Linked DNA regions of Homo sapiens: region 1 is linked to region 2. A link is an interaction called in ENCODE POLR2A ChIA-PET data of the cell type or tissue named here. Cell type or tissue: GM12878. All regions are shown on one strand. Each heading gives the region's core, and the rest is flanking DNA. Links, peaks and the distances in the headings are about the cores only. Region 1 overlaps MIR3681HG (MIR3681 host gene). Region 2 overlaps HPCAL1 (hippocalcin like 1).

Region 1 (12,006 bases), core at 5,384-7,883, 1.9 Mb after region 2:
CTCCAGGCTGGCAAGGCAAGCACCGGCTGCTCCACACCCTCACACCCCTGGGAGAGGAGTCTTTTCGAAACCCAGGAAGCCACTAACCTACCCAAATGAGAATTTGTTTTTGGGTAATCACCAACTAACACTTGACATAAACAGCATAGACAGCCCTGAATTAGGCAACCCTGAGTTTGAGTCTTGACCTTGAGAAAGTTGTGGGCTTTTGCTTTATTAGCTATAAAATGCACATAACAATAGTCTTGACCTAGTAAAAGGCTGTTGGAAAGATTAAAAGAAGAAATGATTAAATGAGATAATGCCTGGCTTAAGTAAAGTACACATTTGATAAATGTTACCCATTACTATTTATGAAATGCTTCTCTAAGAAATCAATTTCCTATTCTCTTTCAAGTCAATTGACTATACCTTTATTTTTAGCCCTTGGGATAAAGCTTACCAAGTCTGGATCAGATAGATTGAACAATGGGTTGCTGGAGATAATCAATAAATCCAGAAAGTGTTGCTGGGGAAGAAGCTTAACAAAGACCCTCTTCTCACATGGCCATAGACTGGGGGAGTATGCTTATCTGATGAAGGTGACCTCATCTCAGCCTTCCAAGAACACATTCTTATCCTTTCTCATCTCTGGTGGCAGCCCCCACCACAAACGCCTTGAGACCATAGATTCTCTTTTCTCTCCCCCATCAACTATGAACAGACAAAGATCCTAAACTTAAACTGCTGAGAAAGTTTAAAGGGTGGCTCCCCTCCCCAGTTCCGTGCCTTGAATGGAAGCTCAGTGTCAGGACAATAAACTTGTCATCCTGTTTACATTGGTTTTTCAAGGTTAATGTTGGAGGGAAGGAGGGCTTACTTGAATACCCTCCTTGAATCAGAGCATGTGTATTTGCTTATAAATTAACCATGCTAGGCAGAATTCATATCAGTAGCAAACAAGATACTGGGGGACAATAACAGTTATGGATATTTGTCCAGTGCTGGATAAATTCAGATCATTTTCTGAACACGTTTCATTTTGTTTCCCAACATCGTTTTAGGGCATCTTGATGCAGGAGCGGGACCAAGAATTTGGCTTCAGAAGTTCAGGTTCATATGTCAGCTCTGTTTAAGCCCCTCTCTGTGCAAGCTCAGGAAAATGGCTTCCCTAATGAAGCCTCAGTTCCTAACCTGGAAAACAGAGGATTTTTAAAAACATCCTACTTCACAGGGCTTTTAAGAGATTGGATGGAACAGTCATTGATGACCTGTCTTTCCCCAGAAATCTTCAGTTCAGAAAGTTCAGGCATATTAAAAGATGGAGTCAAGACAGAATGGGGTCTTCTGACTGAAGGGTCTTCCAGGGCCCTGCTTCAGGGTCCCTGTTCCTGAAACGTTAGCCATACCCTTGGACAGAGCTGGAACTTGGGCACAACCAGGGACTCTCAGTCTAAAATGAGGTCTCTGGGCACAGAGTTGACAAATTTTGAATTGTGGTAAAATAGTTGATCAGCGCGGCCCCATTTTGCCTCCCAAGGGATAATAAAAGAAACCATCACTGCTGACATCTGCATGGGAAGGCAAAGAATGACATTTCTGCTGCGAAGAAATGAACCATCGAATGCATTTCAAGACAGTGTGAGGTCAACTGTAATAGTGGTAAAACCTGAGGCCTCACACTAAGATGTCAGTGAAGAAGAACAGATCACCATGAACACAGAGCTTTAGGTGATGAGAATGTTTCTCTCTCTGAGTGAAACTTACTTGGCAGAAAAATTGCAGAACTCAGGCTCAGTCTTGGCAACTTCAGGGGCCTCCCTAGTTGGGGCTTAGTCTAACTTTCTCTTTTTCTTATGTTAAAACTATATTATATACATAGAACTTTTCATAGATCTTTGTGTTTTGTGTGAGAGATTCTTCTTGAGAATATATCTATATATTTTAAAAATAGACCTTAATAAATTTTGTATTTCATATTATCACTATAATAAGCTTCAAGTTATTTTGCTGAGTGTGTTTTTTCTACGTTCTATTTGTCTTTTTTTTGAATAAAATTTTTTCTTACCTTTTTTGAATAAATTATTTATTTCATTTCTACTTAAAACATTTGCAAATTAAACAGTCTATATTTACTAATTAGCCTGTAAATTATAATAATTAAATTGGCACATTAAAAAGTTAATTTACCTTCCTCCTAAACAATATTAGGCTCTTTTTTTTATTCCCATCATTCCCCTTCTGAGTATAATTATCAAGATTATTTTAGTTTCTCCTCTTTTTTTAACCCCATGAATCAGATATTTTTATTATGATTATGGTTTTTGCCATCAATATCTGTTTAGATTTACCCATGTCATTGGTTTTTGTTGTTGTTGTTGTTTTTTTTTTTTTTTTTGAGACAGAGTCTTGCTTTGTCACCCAGGCTGGAGTGCAGTGGCGCAATCCCGGATTTAAGCAATTCTCCTGCCTCAGCCTCCTGAGTGTCTGGGACTACAGACGTGTGTCACCACTCCTAGAAAATTTTTGTATTTTTAGTAGAGACGGGGTTTCAACATGTTGGCCAGGCTGGTCTCGAACTCCTGACCTCAGATGATCTGACTGCCTCAGCCTCCCAAAGTGCTAGGATTACAGGCATGGGCCACCGCTCCTGGCTCCTACATTATTGTTTTTGATCACTATTTCTTCTTCCTTCTAAGACCTTCCTTCTTGGGTTATTTTCTTTCTTTCTGAAGACCATATTTTTGAATTTGTTTAGCGTGTATATGTGGATAGTAAACATTATTAGGCTTGCTTATATTAGGTCTTAAAATTTTGCTCTTATTCTTGAAAGATATTTTGCTGACAGTTATTGTCTCTTAATGGTTTGAAGACACTACTTCCTTGTCTTCTCGTTTCCATTGCCGATGTAGTGAGTTACTGTCGGTACAATTACCTTTCCTTAGTAGCGAATCTGCTCTTTCTTTCTGATGCTTTTGAATTCTCTTTGTCTTCAGTGGGTTTTGGTTTCATGAGACTATGTCTAGATAATTTAAATGTATTCTATTTGAGGTATGTTGAGTTGGGCTGCCTGAATTCAGAAGACTCCATGTTTTATCAGTCTTGAAAAATTTGTCACTGTGACTTCAAACTTTGCCTCGTCCCCTTTTTCAATGCAAACCTCCCCAAACTCTGATTTTCTTTATGTTGCATCTCCCTCATTCTCTGTCTCTCAGTATTTATTTGATAGTTTACAGTAGTTTGTTTTGCTGTGCTGCATCATAAATATTCAACCTTCAGCTTATTTATATCCAGTGGTCAACTCACTTTGAATGTTTCAGTGTTGATTTCTAGAAAAATTATTTAGTTGTTTTTCAAATATGCCTGGTCATTTTTTTTATAATCTCTTAATCCTAAGAGATTCCCTGTTTTATTCTAGCATATATGTAAACACTTATACTCCTCCTATGCATTTTAGTGTCTGAATACTTCACAGTATTTAATACATCGTTTGCCGCTTTGGCTGGCTGTCATCATGGTGCCCATTTCCTTGTGCATGTCTGTGTTTTGTTTTTGTAGCTTTAGTGTTCTCTGAAAACTGCCATGGACCTGGGTTAGATCCCATTGCTTGATGGGAATGGTTGTTATGAGTGGAATAAGTCAAAAGAAAAAGGCAACATAAAATTGTAGAAAGGCATTCTGTTCTGGGATATGAGCAATATAGTTATGCGTTCTTCTTCTGATTCCAATTCTCTGTATGATATAATTCTCACTTGGAAAGTAGACTGCCCTTCAAACTAGATTGATATGAAAGATGCTGGAGAAAGAGACCAAGATGAATTCAAGATTTCTGGCTTGGTCATTGGACAGGTAGTGGTTCCATTCCCTGAGAAGAGATGTGGTCTCATGGCAATGTGAGATGGAGATAATGACTAAGATTGGGATATGATGGATATGACTGTGAAATCTGCAGGTAGAAATGACTGGTATACAGTTTAGTATCTAGATCTAGTGCTCCGTAGTGTGCTCTTTTTGAGAGATTTAAAAATAGAAGGGAGTAAGTTCAAATTTGCTTAACCCATTTTCTTCATGATCTAGGCAACTTCATCCATTATTTTTCAGCTTTCAAATAAAACACCCAAAATATTTTTCTATGACCCAATCAGAAGTATATACCCATCACATCTAAATTGTCTCTATCATTTTTGTTTTTCTTCTTTGGACAAAAGACATGAGAACAGCCTGGGAAACACGGCAAAACCTCATCTCTCCAAAAAATGCAAAAATTAGCTGGCATGGTGGCATGCACCTGAAATCCCAGCCAACTTCTAAGCCTGAGGTGGGAGGATCAATTGAGCCTGGGAGGTTGAAGCTGCAGTGAGCTATGATCATGCCACTGCACTCCAGCCTGAGTGACAGAACAAGACCCTGTCTCAACAAAACAAAACAAAACAAAACAAAACAACAACAACAAAAACAACCATGAGAAAAGACGTGAGTTTGCCCCTCTCCATATGGGGCTTCCCCCACCAGCATCACTGTCTCATCTGGGCCATAATATTGCCTCTCTCTGAGCATTAGAGTCCTTCATCAGTACAAGAAGAGATTGGAAGAAATAATCTCTCAGGTACCATTTTCCTGTAAATTTTTCTGATTCTCAATTTGGTTTGGAGAGAGAATTAGGATTGAAACTAGAAGTAGAACTTTCTATAGAATTCCCCAGCTTTCTTTGTCTCTTGTTTCCTTCTAAAAGTAAAAGAGCTATAAGCACTGCCCAGCCATTAGAGCAACTCTCCTCTGGCACAGATCGCTAGATCTTAAATGAGAACCAGCAAACAAAGAATGCAATCCCACCAACAGTGTTGGATTGCATTCTTAATTTGCTGGTTCTCTTTTACACTGTTGGTGGGAGTATAAATTAGTTCAACCTTTGTGGAAGACAGTGCGGCGATTCCTCAAGAATCTAGAACTAGAAATAACCATTTGACCCAGAAATCCCGTTATTGGGTTATACCCAAAGGATTACAAATCATTCTACTATAAAGACATGCACACGTATGTTTATTGTGGCACTATTTACAATAGCAAAGACTTGCAACCAACCCAAATGCCTATCAATGATAGACTGGATAAAGAAAATGTGGCACATATATACCATGGAATACTATGCATCCATAAAAAAGATGAGTTCATGTCCTTTGCAGGGACATGGATAAAGGTGGAAACCATCATTCTTAGCAAACTAATACAAGAACGGAAAACCAAACACCGCATGTTCTCACTCGTAAGTGGGAGTCGAACAATGAGAACACATGGACACAGGGAGGGTAATATCACACATCGGGGCCTGTTGGGGGTGGGGAGCTAGGGGAAGAATAGCATTAGGAGAAATACCTAATGTAGATGACAGGCCGATGGGTGCAGCAAACCACCATGGCATATGTATACCTATGTAACAAACCTGCACGTTCTGCACATGTACCCCAGAACTTAAAGTATAATAATAAAAAAAAGAAAAAAAAGAATTAAAAAAAATAGAATGCAATCCACAGGTGGGATCGTAGGTCAATTTTTTGTTGCCTTATTTTTCCTTTTGTATAATAAACTAACAGCAACAACAATAAAGTCCTGATGGGTTAAAACAAAATGATTGAAATAATTTAATTTGAATGCTCATAAGCAAAGTTTTCCTTTAGTCAGAATGTTCCAGGATCATCAGTTTATGCAATAATTATATACAAGTAAATAGGTTTCTAGATTATATTAATAGATGTATATATTGATTTTCTGAGACAACTGTGCTCATCTCATTTTAATGTAGTTTTTTGTTTTTGTTTTTGTTTAAGCCTCTTTCCTCTAGTGGATGCCCCAAGGCCAGAGCCTGAGTCTCACGTTTGTTTTTACCTTTAATTTTTATAACAATACCTAATGCATGTTTGACACTCAGTAGATGTTTGTCGAATGAATAAAGGACAGTCATTATTATATTGCAGTTGTTTTGCAGAAAATATATTAACTGCAAATGGCTTAAAAAAAAAGAAAGAAACATTGGAAAGTCAACTCCTACTGTTTATTACTGAATACATTGTTGGCTGCTTTGGCTGTCTGTCATGTCATGGGTCTTATTTCCAGGGTAAACCCCTTAAAAGCTACTGTAGTACCAAATGGATCGTTTGGATCAGAGACCAATAATATTTACAAGTAGATTCAGAAAAATCTTAAATATAGGAGAAGAAAGTTAGTCACCCATATGATTTCCATATCAGAGCTTTTGGGAAGTAACGGGGAGTCAATTTATTATCTACACAACCACCATGCTTTTATGAAATGCACTGTAAATGGAAAGGTTGAGAAAGAGGGTCTTGAACCAAGGAAGAGCTAAAGAGTTGGGGGAAATGATGCAAATATATGCAGTTGAGGCCTAGTTGAAATTTGAGTTAACCAAGAAGCATGTTTTCTGCTTTGAATCTTTGAATTCAAAATGAAACTTGGGGTTAACATGAGTCATTGTGTGAAAAGAACTCATGTGGTTCCCACAGCTTTTAGGATCCTGAAATTATGAGATATCTTGATCTGCTGAACACTGACTTCACACATAATCTAGGTACAGAATGAGCTGTAAGATCTTGATAGTGTGCAGCAAATACGTGCTCAATTTCCATGTTCATTCATTTATTCCAGGAATGGGTTGCTGTAGATGCTATTTCATGCACTGGACTTGTAACTATGAATTAAATCCACTCGCTGCATTTGAAGCTTGGGGAAAAGTCAAGAGAAATAAATGGATCATTAAAAAAGAGTGCACTTAATAGTGTGATAAGTATAAGCATAAGCTGCTATGAGAACACAGAAGGAGAGTACATAACTGACTCTTGGGGATGGAGAGGACTAAGAATTTTTCCCTGATTAAGTGAGACCTAATGTGGCAGAGTGACCGGAGGTGAGTGGGGAGGTGGCCAGGGTTGACATCGCTCCTAAAGAGCATGACCATCCCTCCCAGCTTGCCCTGACTGTCCCATCAATGGAAGCAAGTATGCTTCCTTGGACCTCTCTTCTTTTTCTTTCTTAATCAGTAGTCACTAATACAGTCTCTCCTCCCATGCCTGGTTTTAACACCATTGCTACTCCCTTGTACAACTAAGAGAAGAGAATCTATCAACTGAAAGTGTGGGTCTGATAACATAGCGGGTTCCTAGTCCTGGGTTTTAATCTTTGCTCTCCATCTGAGCCTTGCTATTTTGATCAGATTTCTTAACTACTCTGGAATTCAATTGCTTTGTTTGTAAATTGAGGATAATAATACAGAATGTGCAGATTTGTTGAGCAAACGACATGAGTAACTATGTGTGAAACACCTGGCATGGTACTTGGGTGAGATCATCTAGTCTGCCTTACCATTTTGGGGAGAAATTTAGGGAAATTGAGGCCCAGAGAAGAGAGCTGACTTGCCCTCACTTCATCCAAAATTTCCAATGCAGACTTTGAGTTGTGAGTGAGAACTTTTATTCACTTTTTACAGATGTAGGGAGGCTGCATGCCCAAGGTGACACAGGTAATTAGTTGGAGTGCTAGAGCTGGGCACCAGTCTTTTTATTCCAACATCCAGGTTCATGTTTAACATCAGAAGTATAGGACAAAAGTGGAAACTACCATGCCTTCTCTCTCTCTCCATCCTCCCCATGCTATACCAATTTCTCTAGACCAAAAACAAAAGGCAGGCTGACTTGTAAGTAGTTATAAGAATTACCCCCCCAGAATCTGGCATGACATTAGGGTCAAGCTAGAACAAAACTACCTCCCAGGCTATATGTGGCTCCACAAAAAGCTGGTTCGAAGGATCGTTGCCCACTCCACCTCTCCAAGACAAGCATATGGTGCACTGTCTCCTCCCTCCTCTACCCTGTTGAGCTTCTGTGACAAAGCCATGCAGAACTGGTTTACGATCAAGCTCTACTGCCACATTTGTGACCTTGTATTTGCCTATAACTCCTCTAAGCCTCAGTTTCCTTAGATACATGTAGTAAACAATTACACATTCTAACTCTGTCTCAGAGAGTTGGAGTAAGGTTAAAATGGGAAAATATGTATGTGTGCTACCAACCATCATATAGAAGGTAAATCTGTAATATTGTTCTTGAAAAAGGATTATTTTTCCAAATATCAAAGGTAGGCTTTAAAAAGTCTTTGTATTATTATTGTTGTTGCTTCTGTTGATTTGAGAGAATTTGTGGGCCAGGTTGTTGTCTTTCAACCTTTACGTCTCTGACATCCTTTGTAAACGTCACTTGTAATAGCTTGAAATTCTTCTGCTCCTTCATCTATAAAATGGAGATTAAAATGCCTGCCTTGCAAGTTTGTTGAAAGCCCCAGATGAAATAATAATCCTGGAACTAAATCTCAAAAATAAGTATCTATATCTGCCCTTCTGTCTTCATTTCCTGGTGCTTAAGGAGACCTGAGCAAAGGAAGCAAATGTGGTTTTAAAACAAGCCAAAGGCATCGTTTTCTACCAAGAAAATGTTAAAGCACCTGGAGGAGCTGAACTGTAAAGCTCCTAATTCTGAGTCTGTAGTTTGGATTGATGGAGCTCATTCTCCTCTAGAACAATTGTGTCTAAATGTGAGCAAAAGCAGGCAGAGGAATGGAGGGACCACTGAGAGATTGTGAGCTGGGAGTGATCAAGGGTGAGGAGTCCCCAGAAGCTACAAGCACAGGGACTGTCCTCTCGTGCTGTTGTAGGAAACAGGCCACCTAGCTTCAGCTGCCCTGCAGGGTGTGGGACAAAGGCAGCAAGTTCCAGCAGGGACAAATGAGGCAGGTGTAGGTTCCTGTGGTGCCCGCTCACCATCATCCTACAGTGAGAAACCATCATTGAGGCCGATGCCTTCAAGCCCATGAGGCCAATGTGGGCTCCAGACAGATTAGAAGAAACTGAGGCTAGTGTCACCCATGGTGACAACTGGTGTTCACCACATGGAGCTCCGAAGGCTGCAGAGGCTGGCTTTTTTCCCAGCGAAAGCCTCATCAAGGCAGGCAGAGAAGCACAGAAATGCCTCAGCAGATCTGTGAATATTAGCATGCAGACAGAAGAGGTCAGGCAGGGCTTATTCAGGTGTCTACAGCTCAGTTTTAGTCTCAGGTCTTGTGTTTGCTGATAACATCCTAGATCATCCCTCTTCCTAGCTCAAAGAATTTTACAAGATGAACCCTTTTCTAATGGTAGCTTCGAGAAAATACTAATAAGCTAAGTGGCCAACTCCAGTTTTTCTCTTTAAGTAGAAACTGAAACCTTCCTTAGATTGTAGGAATGTTGTGGGGAAGAAAGAACTATGTGAGAAAAACAATGGGCTTTACATATTTGCTCAGCAATTATTTCTACTGCCTATGTGTACCAAGAATCTGGAGATATAATGAGCACTGTCTTCATGAAGATAATCAACTATTGGAAAATTCAGACATCAGTCAAATAGTCATACATAATAAGCATGTAATTACACACTGAGACAAGCACTAGGAAGGAGAAGTATCCAGTTTTATGAGACTGTGTAAGAAGGGGACCTGGCTTGGACTGGAGTCAAGTATGATGTCATTCAACTTGACTTGGGTCAAGGAGAAAAGGAGTGGATTGTGGAACAGTTACAGGAGGAGGGACAAGTGTGTGGTTGGTGCTATGGTGGGAGGAGAGGAGCACACCTGAGGAACTTCAAAGATGGCCATGCAGGCACTTTCCCCACCATTACCAGAGTGCAGATGGTGTGGGGGAGTGAATACTAGAGAGCGGGGTGAGTTGAGGCTGAAGGTATGGAGAACAGTCAGACAGCACGAGGTCATGTGCATCTTGTTGAGAACTTGATGTTGACCCTAAGAGCAATGGAAAGTTTAATCCCTTTACTTATTGGCTTTGTGACCTTATAAATAAATCATTAACACCTTAATGCTATGCTTTCACATTTGTTACATGAAGATGGTCATATTAAGCTCACAGGGGATGCAAATAAGAATTCTGAGAGACATAGCAAATGAAATAATGAAGACGATGATGATAATTGTATCTATAGTTAACCTTTACAGAGCATGTTTTGTGTTCTTGGCTCTATTATAAGCAGTTTATCAGCACATAGCTTTTCAAATGGAGCTTTACAAAGGTAAGGCATCTACTAATAGATAATGAAATAGTTTTGATGAAACTAATGAAATAGTTTTTTAAGGTGGGAGGATATTTTCTTTCAATAAACTCTCAGTCAGAAGTTCAAATTATAAGGAAAATAAAGAAAATACAAATAGAGATGTTTACGTCAGTGCTTAGGTCTGTCCAATAATACAGTGTCTTTGAGTTTCAGAATCCTTTTCTCCTTTCTATGGGGCCATTAATTACAACTTGAGGACCACTGGACTAGACAGTGATAATTCTCTTTCTTAAGTTCCAAAGGGAAAAAGGAAATTTCTCTCAATCTAATATGAAGAAAGGATTCAACTTAGAGTATTGGTACATTAAATAGAAAGACCACCAATCTTGGGAAAGTTAGTGAGATTCTCTATGTTTCAGATTTTATCCAACTCATAGGATTATTTTAAGGTGAAAATTAGGTACTAATTAGACATGCATAAATCATAGAAGTTTCTGAGCACATAGAGAGTAATCATTAACTCTTAGATCTTATTATTAGTTGTTGTTTCTGAATCAGACATCAGTTGTATGTCAGTGCTTGCAGCCTACACTGCATTATTTGGAAGTTTTTCACAAAGTGTCAAGAGTCTCATCAGCCCCCACCAGCCTCATGGTTTTCTTGAAGGATGGTCTCTGTATTTCTTAATCTAGCAATTCACCACCACATATGTGCTCGTATTCTCTTTATCTTTGCAGTTAACATAAATATGCAAACTTCCATGGCAAAAACCATTAGACACTTTCCATTTAAATAGTAGTTTCACTATTCCAGCATATTTTCCCAGCTAGAACAGTGTGCGATCTGCTTTTAAGTCCTGATCATCCACTTCTATGGACTCTAGAGTGATGTTTTTGTTGGACCTATTTTTATATAATAATTAAAACCAGACTGTCCTTAATTTATTCATTTCCTTTTACTGAATTACAAATTAGGTCAAATAAAGGACTAGGCCTCTGGAGGGTTAAAAATAATACAAATCCTAGTTTTTGAGGACTCAGGGTCTATTAGAAAAAATAAGATATGTGCATAGATGAGCATAATCTAAGGCAGAAAGTGATTGTTATCATAAAAGGGTTTCAAATAAGTTCCCTTGAAGAGTCAAAGAGAAGGCTGAGGGAATGCTTTGCAGAAAAAAATGGCAACTGCAGTATATGATGAATGGTATTCCTAGTTAAGGAAACAGGGAGAAAATGTACAGAAACTAGAGTGAGAATGGTTTGATGGAAATGGGGTATGAAAATCGGTGGTGGGAAATGAGGCTGACTGGCACGATTGAGGACACATATGGAAGAGTCTTGGTGGTAAGTCAAGAAATGGAGATTTGCTAGGCAAAAGGAAGGCTAGAGTAGTTTTGAGTAGGAGGTCACCGTAATCATAACTATACTTAAGTAAAGAATAATCTGTTAGTGACTTTGAGGGTGAGCAGTGTCTAGAGCACATGGTGTCGGGGAGATGGCATCCCTGACAAATGAACTATAGTGCTCATTTCCTTTTTTTTTGCCCCAGTGGTCCCCATGGCAGCAATGCCAACTTGCAGACCCATCTTCCACATTGCTGATTTTTTAAGCACAGACATGATCCTGTGTCTGTCCCACTCGAAAACATTCAATGGCTCCCTGTTTCCTATTGGATAAAATCATATCTCAGAAGCAAACATCCTAACATCTGCTATAATCAGATGTTCTGCTCTTGCTCCTGAAGAAGCTATATTGCTCAGTGATACAGTGCCCATGGTTCAGCTGAAAGCCCTGAGGGTGATGAAGAGTGAGCTAGGGTAGTGATAATGGAGATGGGGAGGAGGGATGTCTTAGTCTGTTTTGTGTTCTTGTAAAGGAATATCTGATGCTGGGTAGTTTATAACAAAAAGAGGTTTATTTGG
Region 2 (12,006 bases), core at 5,368-7,867:
TGTGCTGCAGCCTTAAGCCAGCGGGCCCAACCGCCTCCTCCAGGCCCGCCAGCGCCTCAGATGTTTCTCTCCTTCTTAGAGGGTGTTTCACATCCTTTCTTTTGTTTGCCCTGATTATTTTTGCAGATGAAGGAATACACACAATGGTCATCTTTGTCTTATTTGAAAGCCAAACACGTTGCTTACACGTTGGGTGCACAGTGAATATGTATCAGTCCAGCGCTTTTCACCATCTGGTCTGGTTTTAGTGTTGCTTTATTTCTGGTCATTCCTCAATCGGGGCTAAAGATCAGAAAAATCGCATCTCCAGGTCCTGAGCCATGGCGAGGAAGCTGGGTGGTGCCCTGTGCTGTGTGGCTAAGGTGGGGGACGAGGGTTGTCGGTGGGGGAAGCCCCATGGGGGCCCCACTGGAGTCATAGGAGCGAATGGAGCACCCACTCCATGCCTTCTGTCAATTACAAAGCACCTATTATGTCCCGGATACTGTGTCCAACACAGTGGACACATTGATGGGTAAGGCATAATCCCCCCCCAGGAGCTCCCAGTTGGATTGAGGAGGCAGACAGGCGAGCGTATGGCTGTGACACACCCAGCAACTCCCAGTTGGATCGGGGAGGCGGACAGGCGAGCGTATGGCTGTGACACAGGGGGGCAAGTGGCGTCACCAAGGCAGAACCCAGCAGCCGGGGCCTGAAGCCCCCTCACCCAGCTGCAGCCTTCCCGAAACAGCTGAGATCAGCCTGGAGAGCTCTTCCTCCCTGCCTGCCCGGAGGGTGGCGTGGGTCCCATCGCTCTCCGTCAGCCACGGCCAGAGCACACCTGTGCTGCTCCTCAGAAGGGCATCACCTGTGGAGACGGTGACAGCTGTTCCTGTTCCCTGCCCCAAGGACAGGATCTGGAGCCTGTGGGTGTGTAAGGAGCCAACTCCCTGACCCCAAAACTGTGGCCAGTTCTGGAGAAGGTGGCCAGGCTCTGGGTCCCGGGACTGTGGCCCCCCTCCTGCCTCTAAAGCCCCTCTTCTGGCCTCCATGACTTCAGCCCCTCCTGCCCCCAGAAGGAGGGATCAGCCCTACAAGGGACCCAAGAGAGGGAGCCTCACACACAGGCGCTGCCTGACTCTCCTCCAAGCTGGCCTGAGCCCTGGGCAGTGTTCTGAGGCTCAGCCACACGGCTGTGCAGGGCAGGTGAGAGCGGCAGCCTGAGAGCTGCGAGCCGGGGCCGGGGTTTTCCTGGAGCAGCAGGAGGGATGAGTTGGGTTTCTGTAACTACAAGGGCCAAGAAGAGGGAGAGGATGATCTGGGAAGGAGAGTGGCTTTGGGCCAGCATTTGGGCCAGCAGGACTCAGAGGCGAGGGAGGTGGTAAGATCCCTTGCTTGGGATGAGAGGCAGATGGGGAAACTGAGGCTTGGAGCAGAGGGAGGGGCAGGGCCTGGGCCCCCAGCAGGTCCCAGTTCATGATGGCATGCTGCTTCTGCATGAGTGAGACATGAGGGGGTCACAGACGCCCGGAAGCATCGGCATCATCAGATCATCCGACTCGATAATAGAAAAATTAAAATTTAAAGTCACTGAAAGTGACGAGTGACAGAAATGTTCCTAGAAACTGGAGATTGGGTGCTCAGCGGATCTCAGGATAGATGATATCAGACACAATGTCCCCTGGGCTGAGGTTTTTTTTTGTTTTTTGTTTTTTTATGTTTCAGAATTCTAAGGCAAGGATGAAAGTCTTCTCTATTCTTGAGGTGCTGGGGTTCCTCAGCCTCCACCGTCCAGCCTCGAGCAGCTGCCCCCTCTCACCTGCTCCTCAGCCTTCTGGAACAGACAGGCCCCCCACAGCAGCCCAGCCCAGGCCACCAGCACCACCCCCAGAGGTTTATGCCATCTTCATGCAGTGGGAGGCTCAGCCCCCACACTGGGACCTGTCCACTTTAGCCCCAAGGATCTTACCAAGGTCAAATCTTTGGAACTCAGGGTCTTTGGGAACTTCTGGGCCAGACAACCCGGCCATCACAGGGGCTTCTGCGGGGTTGGCTTTATGATGCATTTGGGTCAGGAGGTCTGTTTTTATCCTTTGGGCCTCTGGGAAAGTCCGTCCTGGCCAAGTCCTCTGTCCCCTAGTCTCATGGCTGGCTGGCCCTGGAGCTCGGGTGGCCTGGCCCGGCCCGCCTGCTTCCCCACAGGCAGCGGCTCTTGCTTCTGCTGCCTGCAGTGCTCCAGATGCTGCAGGCTCCTTCCTTCCTTCAGGGCATCCTAAGTCCCCCGAGTCTCGAATCCCCAGTCTCAGCTGAGTCCTCGAGGTCAGTGGGGCAGAACGCCAGAGCCCTGGGACAACGGGCTGCATAAAACACTTATTTTAATTATAAGAGTGATGTAAGAACATATCAGAAAATTGGCAAAATACAGGGCAAAAAAAAAAAATCACTGGTGGTCGCCTTCTCACACAGTCACACACAGTGGTGTGCAGCCTTCTGGCTTTTGGTTGCTTTGTTGCAGTATTGGCACCTGCGTTACAAGATTTTGTGTTGACCATTCTTGTTCTTGCTGTGGTCTTTAAGGTTTACAGCGACAGCTGTTCCTCTTCAGGATGCAAGGAGACCGAGCCTGCCTGCCCTCAGGGAGCTGACGGTCCAGCAGGAGGCATCCTGTCTGCAGGGCCCATGCGGGGGACAGGGCAAGAGGTGCGGTGGAACCAGACCTTGCCCTCCAGAAATGCAGGGAGACAGACACGGGCGTATTTAATTCAACTATAGCATGTGGTTCTGAGAAGGCTTCTTGGAAAGGGCCTGGGGTTGAGCTGGGCACCAGCAGGGAGGTCTCAGAGTGGAGGCGGCAGTTCCACCCTACGGCGTAGAGGAGGCGCCCTGATCACTGCCTTTCAGCCGTGGCCCTGCCTGTAATCTTATCCTTTTTGTTGATTGTTGTTGGCTGATGTTGGCTGTTGCTGTGTCCTCCACCAGAGTGGAGAACTCCCTGGGGCTGGACCCCTTGTCCTTATTCACCCAGAGAATAGGTGCCTTAAAATACTGACTGGACAGAAGGAGGAAGAGATGGGTTGGGGGGCCGTGTCATGGAAGAATTCCTTGGGCCAGCCGCAGAGGAGTAGGCCTTGGCAGAGAGCTGGGAGCCTGGAGGGGAGCTGAAGACCTCTCCCATAGTCAGCTGCCTTTAGGGAAGAAATACTAGAAAGTCACAGAAGAGAAAAGAGGCGGGGAAGGGGAGGAAAGCATTTCCACCCACAGTCCTGTCGGGAGAGGTAACATTTTGGAGTACAGTGTGCCCTGCCCCAGCAGGCCCTGGCTGGATGCATATTCCTATAGATATAATTCTATAAGTGAGATCATTCCATATCTACTATTTTACAACCTGTTTTTGTTTTTTGTTTTTTCCACTTAGCAACACTTTGTTCTTACCTAGAATTCACCAGGCAGGACAGGGCTGATGAGGGAGCCCCTCCCACCTGGACACTCAGTGGCCCCTCCCAGGACTCGGGGCTTTCCTGGGGGCCTCAGCTGCGGAGCAACAGCTCCCTGTGCATCAGAGCCGTGGGGGAGGGGGGCCAGGGGGCATAGGTACGACCACCACTCCCATTTCGTGTCCTTTAGGAAGCTTGAAGAAAAGTGGTTAGCCAAGAACACAAATTACGGTGATGTTGTTTGCAGTGTGGCGTGTTGGGTTAACATAAACTCTGAAGTCAGAATTGACATCAATTTGAGCCCAGATCATCCTGTTAGCAGCTGTGTGACCTGGGACAGGGTGCTTACCTTCCAGACTTTAGTTCCCTCACTGTACAACAGGGACAGGGATCATACCTTTCTCTGAGAGTTGAAGGAAGAAGTGAAACCAAACACAGCCCCATGACAGCCCCTTATGCATGGTAGGCACTCAGCAGGTGCTGGCTCCCTTACGGCCCGAAGGAATCGATTGACAAACTCTCAAATTAATGACATAATTCAAGAGAGTAGCTGCGGAGACAATAAATAATTATAGTAGCTGATGTGGTTTGGATGCGTGTCCCCTCCAAGTCCATGTTGAAATGTGATCCCCAGCATTGCAGGAGGGGTCTGGTGGGAGTTGATTGGATCAGGGGGGCAGATTCCTCATGAATGGCTTGGGCCATCCCCCTGGTGATGAGTGAGCAATTTGGTCGATTAAAAGAGTGTGTCACCTCCCTATTCTTTTGTTCCCACTCTTGCCATGTGACACATTGGCTCCCCATCGCCTCCCACCATGATCGTAAGCTACACCAGAAGCAGATGCTGGCACCACGCTTCCTGTACAGGCTGCAGAACTGTGAGCCAATTAAGACACTTTTCTTTATAAATTCCCCAGTCTCAGGTACTCCTTTGTAATAATGCAAACAGACTAACACATTAGCCATAGCCATTTATTAACATAATTTTAAAAGATTTCAGTCTTGTGCTGAAATTGTTATGTTGATGGTTACACATTTGTCAAAACTTAGTGACCTGTACACCTAAAAGGATGAACTTAATTGTGTGTAAAGTATACCTTAATAAACTTGACTTTACAAAAAAAATCCCTCTTTTTTTTTTTTGAGATTGGGTCTCACTCACCCAAGCTGCAGTGCAGTGGCACAATCTCGGCTCACTGCAACTTCCACTTCCTGGGTTCAAGCAATCCTCCTGCCTCAGCCTCCCAAGTAGCTGGGATTACAGGCGTGCATCACCACACCTGGTTAATTTTTGTATTTTTTAGTAGAGATGGGGCTTTACCATGTTAGCCAGACTGGTCTTGAACTCCTGATCTCAAGTGATCTGCCCGCCTCGGCTTCCCAAAGTGCTGGGATTACAGGTGTGAGCCACTGCCCCCAGCCTTTATATCTCTTGACTGTCACAAAATGCATATTTTATTTAAGTTTGCCATAAACAGAACATTTTTACATACTGTATTGTAACAGTATATAATACAATACATACCGTATTGTATTGTGTGTAGTACAATACATAGCGTATTGTATTGTGTGTAGTACAATACATAGCGTATTGTATTGTGTGTAGTACAATACATACCGTATTGTATTGTGTGTAGTACAATACATACCGTATTGTATTGTGTGTAGTACAATACATACCGTATTGTATTGTGTGTAGTACAATACATGTATGTAATACAATACATACTGTATTGTATTAATCAGATATGTTGTCCTGTGTTATTAAAATCATCCCTTGTGGCCCAAATTTGAAGGCAGTACTCTGTTCCTGGGTGTGCACCGTTAACTTCTTTAATGAACATCCTGCTGTTCAATAGTGAGGCTGCATCCTTCTAGAAAGCGCTGTTGAGAGGTGTGAGGAGGCTGCCACGCAGGCCGCGCCGCCCCGAATGGCAGGTGGAAGGCGGCTGAGTGGAGCCGCAGCAAATGCAACCCTGCCCCCGAGCCAGGCCCCAGGCTGCACCTTTCCACTGCTTCACACCAGCAGTGCTTTACCTGGAAAGGTGTCTGAACAGTGCTTGCAAAGGTAACTGGCATTCTGCCGGCTGCTCAACTCTGTGGACACCAGTACAGTCAACAACTCTCACTCGCCGCGGGCACCTGCTGTGCCCACCTGCTGCCATCTGAGTGTCACGACCACACCCCCATCCCTGTCCTTTCACGCACTGTCTGCCCGCACACACTCTTCCACCCTCTGTCGGCAGGGCCCCTGCCACCTCTGAAGCCCCCTGCCAGCTCTCGGCAGCCCCCTCCTCCCCCTGGCTCCCGTGTCCTGCCCACCTCCCCACACTGGCACCTCCTGAGCAGCCCTGGCTGAGCATGCACTCTGAGGGCAGACCCTGGCCGGGCACCAAGATACAAAAGGTTATGAGGGTGTTCTCTTGAGGAACTGAGTCCAGTGTGAACAGTGAACACAGAAACATAAAGGGACACCAGAATCCCCATCCCCATCCCCAGGGTGGTGAGCCACCGAGGGGGGCCAGGCACGGGGGAGGGTATTCAAGGGCGGCAAGCCACCAAGGGGACGGGGCAGGCACAGGGAGGGCATTTCAGAGAGTGCAAGGAGGCGGCGAAGATGCTGGTTGAGGGCACGGGTGAGGCGGGGAGGCGTTTCGACTTTGGACTGAAGGCCTTAATTGACCAAGGCGGTAATTTCCAGTCCTGTGACCTCACGACAGGCTGGACATTGGAGGATGGGATGACACTGGCTCTTCTGGGGTAACTTGTCTGGGTTTAAGGTTCTTGATGGGGTTTAGGACATGGCGGGACCCTAAGGATGGTGCCAGCATCTGAATTCTCTGCCGTCTTGCAGAGTCAGGATTCTGCAGCTACTTGCCCAAGAAAAAGTAGAGAAAGGTGGTTTCATGTTTTTTTTTTTTTTTTTTTTTTTTTACTGCTTTGAAGGGAGGTGTGGGACTCGTTTGCACACACAGTTAATATTTCCAAGGCTTGTGCAGGGCCAGACAGATTTGGTTGCAGCTGTTAGTTTTACTTCCTGTCCCGATAAAGGAGGGTGCTTGCCTCAGCTCTCACCTGCTGCCATAACAAAGCTCCATGGACCGGGCCGCCTAAATGCAGACACATACTCAGCTCTGGAGGCGGGAGGTCTAGATCAGGGCGTCCGCATTGTCAGGTTCTGGGGAGGGCTCTTCCTGCTTTGCAGGTGGCTTTTTTCTCTGTGTCCTCCTGTGGAATGAGAGCAAACTATAGTCTCTTCCTCTTCTTACAAGGACACTAATACCATCATGGGGGCCTCACTCTCCTGACCTCACCGCAACCTAATTACTTTCCAAAGGCCCCACCCCCTACCACCATCGCCCTCGGGGTTAGGGCGCCTGGGTACACATTTGAGGAGAGGGCACAGCCGTTCAGTCCATGACCACATTGCATGTTCCAGGGAGGAACTGGAGAGAGGCTGCTGTTTGCTGGGCACCTGAGCTGGTTATAGATGTTAAATCCTCACGGTAGAAAATGTGGAAAATACAGAAACAATTATAATGCATAATCCTACAATTCAGAGATCATCACAGCAGACATATGGGTCCATTTCTTCTGGTCAGTATTCATTTACAGCGAGGCGGACAGACTCATGCTGTAATTGAGTCATGCTATGTATTTGTTTCAGGTCCCGCTTTTTCTTTCCACTTAAGACAATATCATTCATTTCCTGTATCATTAAAAATATTTGCGGTCGGGTGCGGTCGCTCCTACCTGTAATCCCAGCACTTTGTGAGGCCAAGACGGGCAGATCACTTGAGGTCAGGAGTTCGAGACCAGCCTGGCCAACATGGTGAAACCCCCATCTCTACTAAAAATATAAAAATTTGTCCACCTGGGCCAGTGCGTGATTCCGAAGACTACATTTGAAGTCCAGCCTTGCAGCTTTCCAAAAACCCGTGCCTCCCTCTTTCTGCTTGTAAATGTCCCTCACAACTGGTTTCCCAGAAAAATTGTGAGGATGAGCGAGGTGTTGCTTGTGGAAGTTACTTTGGAGGGAAAGTGTTTGTGACACCCCATGGGTGTGGCCCATGGGGCTCCTGAGGGTGGATGGATGTGGGAGTGGACAGGCCTGGCTCCTTTTCTTGGTGGGCTGGGCTGGGCTATGAGCAGGAGCTATGGCCGTGGCTGACCCTTCTGCAATGGGAGCTGAGCAGTGGTACAGTTAGATAGCTGCGCAGATGGTCCGATGGCCCGGCCTCCAAGGCCTTGAGTGATGGGATGACCATGACCACTGGATGTCTCTCAATAGGCTTTGCCTTAACCATGCCAGCAGTTCCCCCATCTGCTTTATCAGCCCTGGTATGTACATCAGATTGGCTAAGGGTGCAAAACTGGAATGCTATTAAATTCCAGAGGCTCTGGTCGCTTGAAAAGATGAGCTGAAAATAAGATAAAATTTCACAGGGTTAAAGGCAGGCTTTGCACTCTGGTTTAAGTATAGAGTCGTCCATTCATGAGAGTATAGGTTTGGGAGACAATAGCATTGAAGAGGCTTGAGCGCACACTCAGAACCAGTGGCTCTTTCTTAGTCTGTCCATGCTGGCTATACTGCAGCCCCCCTCAACTGGAATCAGATGTGGCCCAACCATGAATACTTTGGACAAAGCTCCCCCAAGTCAGGCATGCCCTCTTGTTAGGGAAGGTGGATTCCTGACCTGAGTCCATCTGGAGGTCCAGGCAGGAATTAGAACCACTTCAGAAAAGCTCTGCACAGATTTAATTGCACGAGTACCTGCGTCTCAGAGCTGCAGACTGAGTGTGTTGTGCAATTGTTGGGCGGCTTTTCCCTTGGCCACAGTAGATTCGCAATTAAGAAAAACAAATGCAGCTCTCAGTCAGAAGTGTGCAAGGTTTGCTTGGTCTGGAGACAGCAGCTTCTGTGCTCTGGGGTAGTGAGGAAGTGTGTGGGCAGGTTGGCAAATAAGCCACATGTATGTCCCCTGGGCTCAGCCCCCATCTTAGTGGGCACACCAGGGCCCACGAGATCTGGGGACTATTTATGTAGGGTCTGCTGGGGCAGGGGTGTGGGTGGGTGTGCGCTGCTTGTGTTGTTGAATTGGGATTTTTCCAGCCAGACCAGTCTGCTGGGACAAGCCTTCTGGCTCTGGGCCAAAGGCCTCCCCAGCTGTGATCCATTCAGGCCTAGAAAGCTGGGGGTGCTGACTGCCATCACCCACTGGCCTCCATGGTGTGTCCACAGAGGGCCACCTTCCTGCAGGGCTGAGCTACTTCTGTCTGGGTGTAGCTTCTTGTAAAGTCCCTAGCAGGGTTGCTCCCTACAACCCACCCCTCCCCATTTTCTCTTTCTCTCTGCATGACTATTATTCACTCTTCAAGTCTCTGTTTAGATGTCACCTCCTCTGGGAAGCCTTCCCAGATTCCAGGTGGGGCTGGAGGCCCTTCTGCGGACTCCCCTGGCATCCTGCACTCACTCACCTATGGCACATATCATTGGCCGCAAAATCTCCTGGGCACTTATCACACTGCGGGTTCCTTGAAAACAGGAATCATTCTTGTTCTCTGCTGCATCTTAGGATGGTGACTGGCACATAGTAGGAGTCCAATTAAGAATGTTTTGAATAAGCGAAAGAGTGCCTAAATGAGACTTCTATTCCAGCTTGAAGACCAGCCCACCACCCTGATAAGAAAGTTCAAGTGTGGGAACCGCTGGGGATCTTGATGGCCTGGGACCTCTGGATCAGTGCTTGTGCAGGACAGAGGCAGCCCCGGAGTTCTCATGGGGGCTGGTGAGCAGAGTGGGGCCCCAGGATGCCTGATGGCCCGGTCTGAGGTGTGCAGGTGCCCCTGAGGTGGGCACCACCCAGGAGATGCATGTATCTGTGAAATACCAGATAGGCCCTTAGTCTAAGCAAGGAGGCATCTAAGCTCCTTAAAGATTCCACAAGGATGTTACGTTGTGCTTTGAACAACAGAGACGTGGCTCTGCTGAGCCCCAGCCAAAGCTCTGCACAGGGACCTTGACTCTCCCTTCCCGCTGTGTGGCTCCAGCAAGTTTCCTCCCACCTCAGGTCTGGGTTTCCAGGCATTAAGTGACAAAGTGGATGCGACGCTCCTTCTGGACTGTAATGCGCACTGCGTGGAGATGTTCGTGTTCCAGTGTAGACAGGGCGTTGTCACATCAGGCAGGACTACAGGGACAATGTTTGTCAGCCTGTCTTCTGGGCAACTTGGGGTATCCTCCCTTTATATCACCTCCTGCCCAGGTGCTCTGCGCCGCCAGAGCATCATGTCATTTGGGATCCCTGATGGCAATTTTGAGACTTTGGTTCACAGTAAAGATTGGTCCTGTGTGATCTTAAAGTAATGTGGCTTAAAAACAAATGGCTGTCAGGGAATTGTAAATCAAAGCAAACACCGATGAGAATGGCCCAAATCCAGGACACTCAGCACCAAATGCGAGGGAGGATGTGAAGCCACAGGAAGCCTCACTCACTGCTGGTGGGAACGCAAAACAGTACAGCCACCTTGGAAGACAGTTTGACAAATCCTTAGAAAGCTAAACACACTTTTACCCTGTGATCCAACAATCATGCTCCTTGATATTTACCCAGAGGAGTTAAAAAAACTTATGTCCACACAAAAACCTGCACATGGGTGTTCATAGCGACTTTATTCACGATTATTCATAACAGCTGGAACTTGGAGGCAGCGAAGGTGTCCTTCAGCAGGTGAATGGATAAATTAGCTGTGGTGCATCCAGACAATGGAATATTATTCCACAGCACTAAGAAGAAATGAGCTAGCAAGCCATGAAAAGACATGGGGGAACTCATCTGCATATGAGTAGGTGAGAGAAGCCAATCTGAAAAGGCTATGCCTATGGAGGATTGCAACTCTATGATATCCTAGGAAAGGCAAAGCGATGGAGATAATAAACAGATCAGTGGTTCCTACGGGTTAGGAGGGAGGGAGGGATGAGCAGGCAGAGCACAGGGCATTTTTAAGGCAGTGAAACTGCTCTGTGTGATACTGTAGTGGGGGAGCCATGTCATTGCACAGTTGTCAAAACCCATAGAATATACAGCACCAGCAGTGAGTCCTAATGTAACCTACGGACTTGGGTGATAATGACGTGTGAAGAGACAAGGCGGGTTCATCCGTTGTAACAAACAGCCACCCTGGTAGTAGGGAGGGCAGGAGGTATGTAGAGAACTCTGTGCTTTCCACGCGATTTTGCTGTGAACTAAACAGCTCTAAAAAATAAAGTTCATTAATTAAAAAAAAAAAAAAAAAAAAGGGAAATGACCACATGCAAAGCACTGCGTGGAGGGCCACGCATCCCAAGCAAGTCAGCTAGAGTAGAGGCAGGAACCAAACAGCTCTATGAGGTTCTGGATGAGAAGCCGCATGCACCACCCCCTCCCTGCTCCCGTGTGGGACCCAGTGAAGACCTCCTGTGCCCGGCTGCAGCTGCTGAGTGTGGGAGTGTGCTCTCCACAGCAAACCAGCCGTGAAGGCTGCACACCTTCCTGTTTCTGCCCAGCCACACCACAGGGCACTCAGCCCTTTTCCTGAGCACTTGAAGCTGCGTTTCCTCGAGCTCCTTCCTGTTTAAGAACAGGAGGGGAGTGGCGGCTCGCTTGTGCACCACTCTCCAGGGCAGTGGTGTGCGGGACACCCTGCAGCACCTTTGACTCCTCCTCTGGGAATGAGGCGTGGTTTAATCTGCAACCCCTTACCATTAGAGTCTGCAACTAGTCAAAAGGTGAATCTGGCTGGGCGCGGCGGCTCATGCCTGTCATCCCAGCACTTTGGGAAGCTGAGGCAGGAGGACTGCTTGAGCCCAGGAGTCCTGACCAGCCTGGGCAACATAGTAAGACCTCCTCTCTACAAAAGTAAACAAAACTAGCCTGGCGTGGTGTCATGTGCCTGTGGTCCCAGCTACTCAGGAGGCTGAGGTAGGAGGATCACTTGAGCCCAAGAGGTTGAGGCTGCAGTGAGCCAAGATCGCGCCACTGTGCTCCAGCCTGGGTGACAGAGTGAGACCCACCCCCCTTTTTTTTCAGACCGCATCTTGCTCTGTTGCCCAGGCTGGAGTGCAGTGGCACGATCTCGGCTCACTGCAACCTCCACCTCCCAAGTTTAAGCAATTCTTTTGCCTCAGCCTGCCAAGTAGCTGCGATTACAGGCACCTGCCACCACACCCAGCTAATTTTTGTATTTTTAGTAGAGACTGGGTTTCACTATGTTGGCCAGGCTGGTCTCAAACTCCTGGCCTCAAGTGATCTGCCCACTTCAGCCTGCCAAAGTGCTGGGATTACAAGTGTGAGCCACCCAGCCCTGAGTGAGACCCTTTCTCAAAAAAAAAAGAAAAGAAAAGAAAAAAAAGGTAAATCTAAGAGGTGACCAGTAGGGGAATATATTTGTCGAGTCTCCTCACCTCAGCACTGTTGCCATTTGGAGAAGCATAATTCTTTGGTGTGTGCGGGGAAGGGGGGGCTGTCCTGTGCATTGTGGGGTATTGAGCAGTATCCTTGGCCCTACCCATAAGATGCTGGTAGGCATGTCCCCTCAACTCCCCAGTTGTAAT

The links. Peaks named below come from ENCODE experiments on the same cell type or tissue, not always from the same donor. Only the 100,000 strongest peaks of a DNase experiment are listed, where the experiment ranks them.
Region 1: POLR2A ChIA-PET joins it to region 2 with 5 read pairs; 1 of 35 experiments calls an interaction of 5 or more read pairs at or near these places.

What each region holds. Positions count from the first base shown.
Region 1 is chr2:12,287,613-12,299,618 of GRCh38, forward strand. All of the region lies in intron 3 of MIR3681HG (MIR3681 host gene), which reads left to right. Among named protein-coding and RNA genes, the nearest start is that of MIR3681, 94 kb to the left of the region's middle. In GM12878, for the core only: no CTCF peak of the experiment used is centred there; a DNase peak (open chromatin) is centred at 6,479; H3K27ac peaks cover 395 bases.
Region 2 is chr2:10,371,902-10,383,907 of GRCh38, forward strand. All of the region lies in intron 1 of HPCAL1 (hippocalcin like 1), which reads left to right. Among named protein-coding and RNA genes, the nearest start is that of SNORA80B, 69 kb to the right of the region's middle. RefSeq lists enhancers at 1,112-1,839, 1,840-2,565, 10,392-11,047, 11,048-11,701. In GM12878, for the core only: no CTCF peak of the experiment used is centred there; a DNase peak (open chromatin) is centred at 6,479.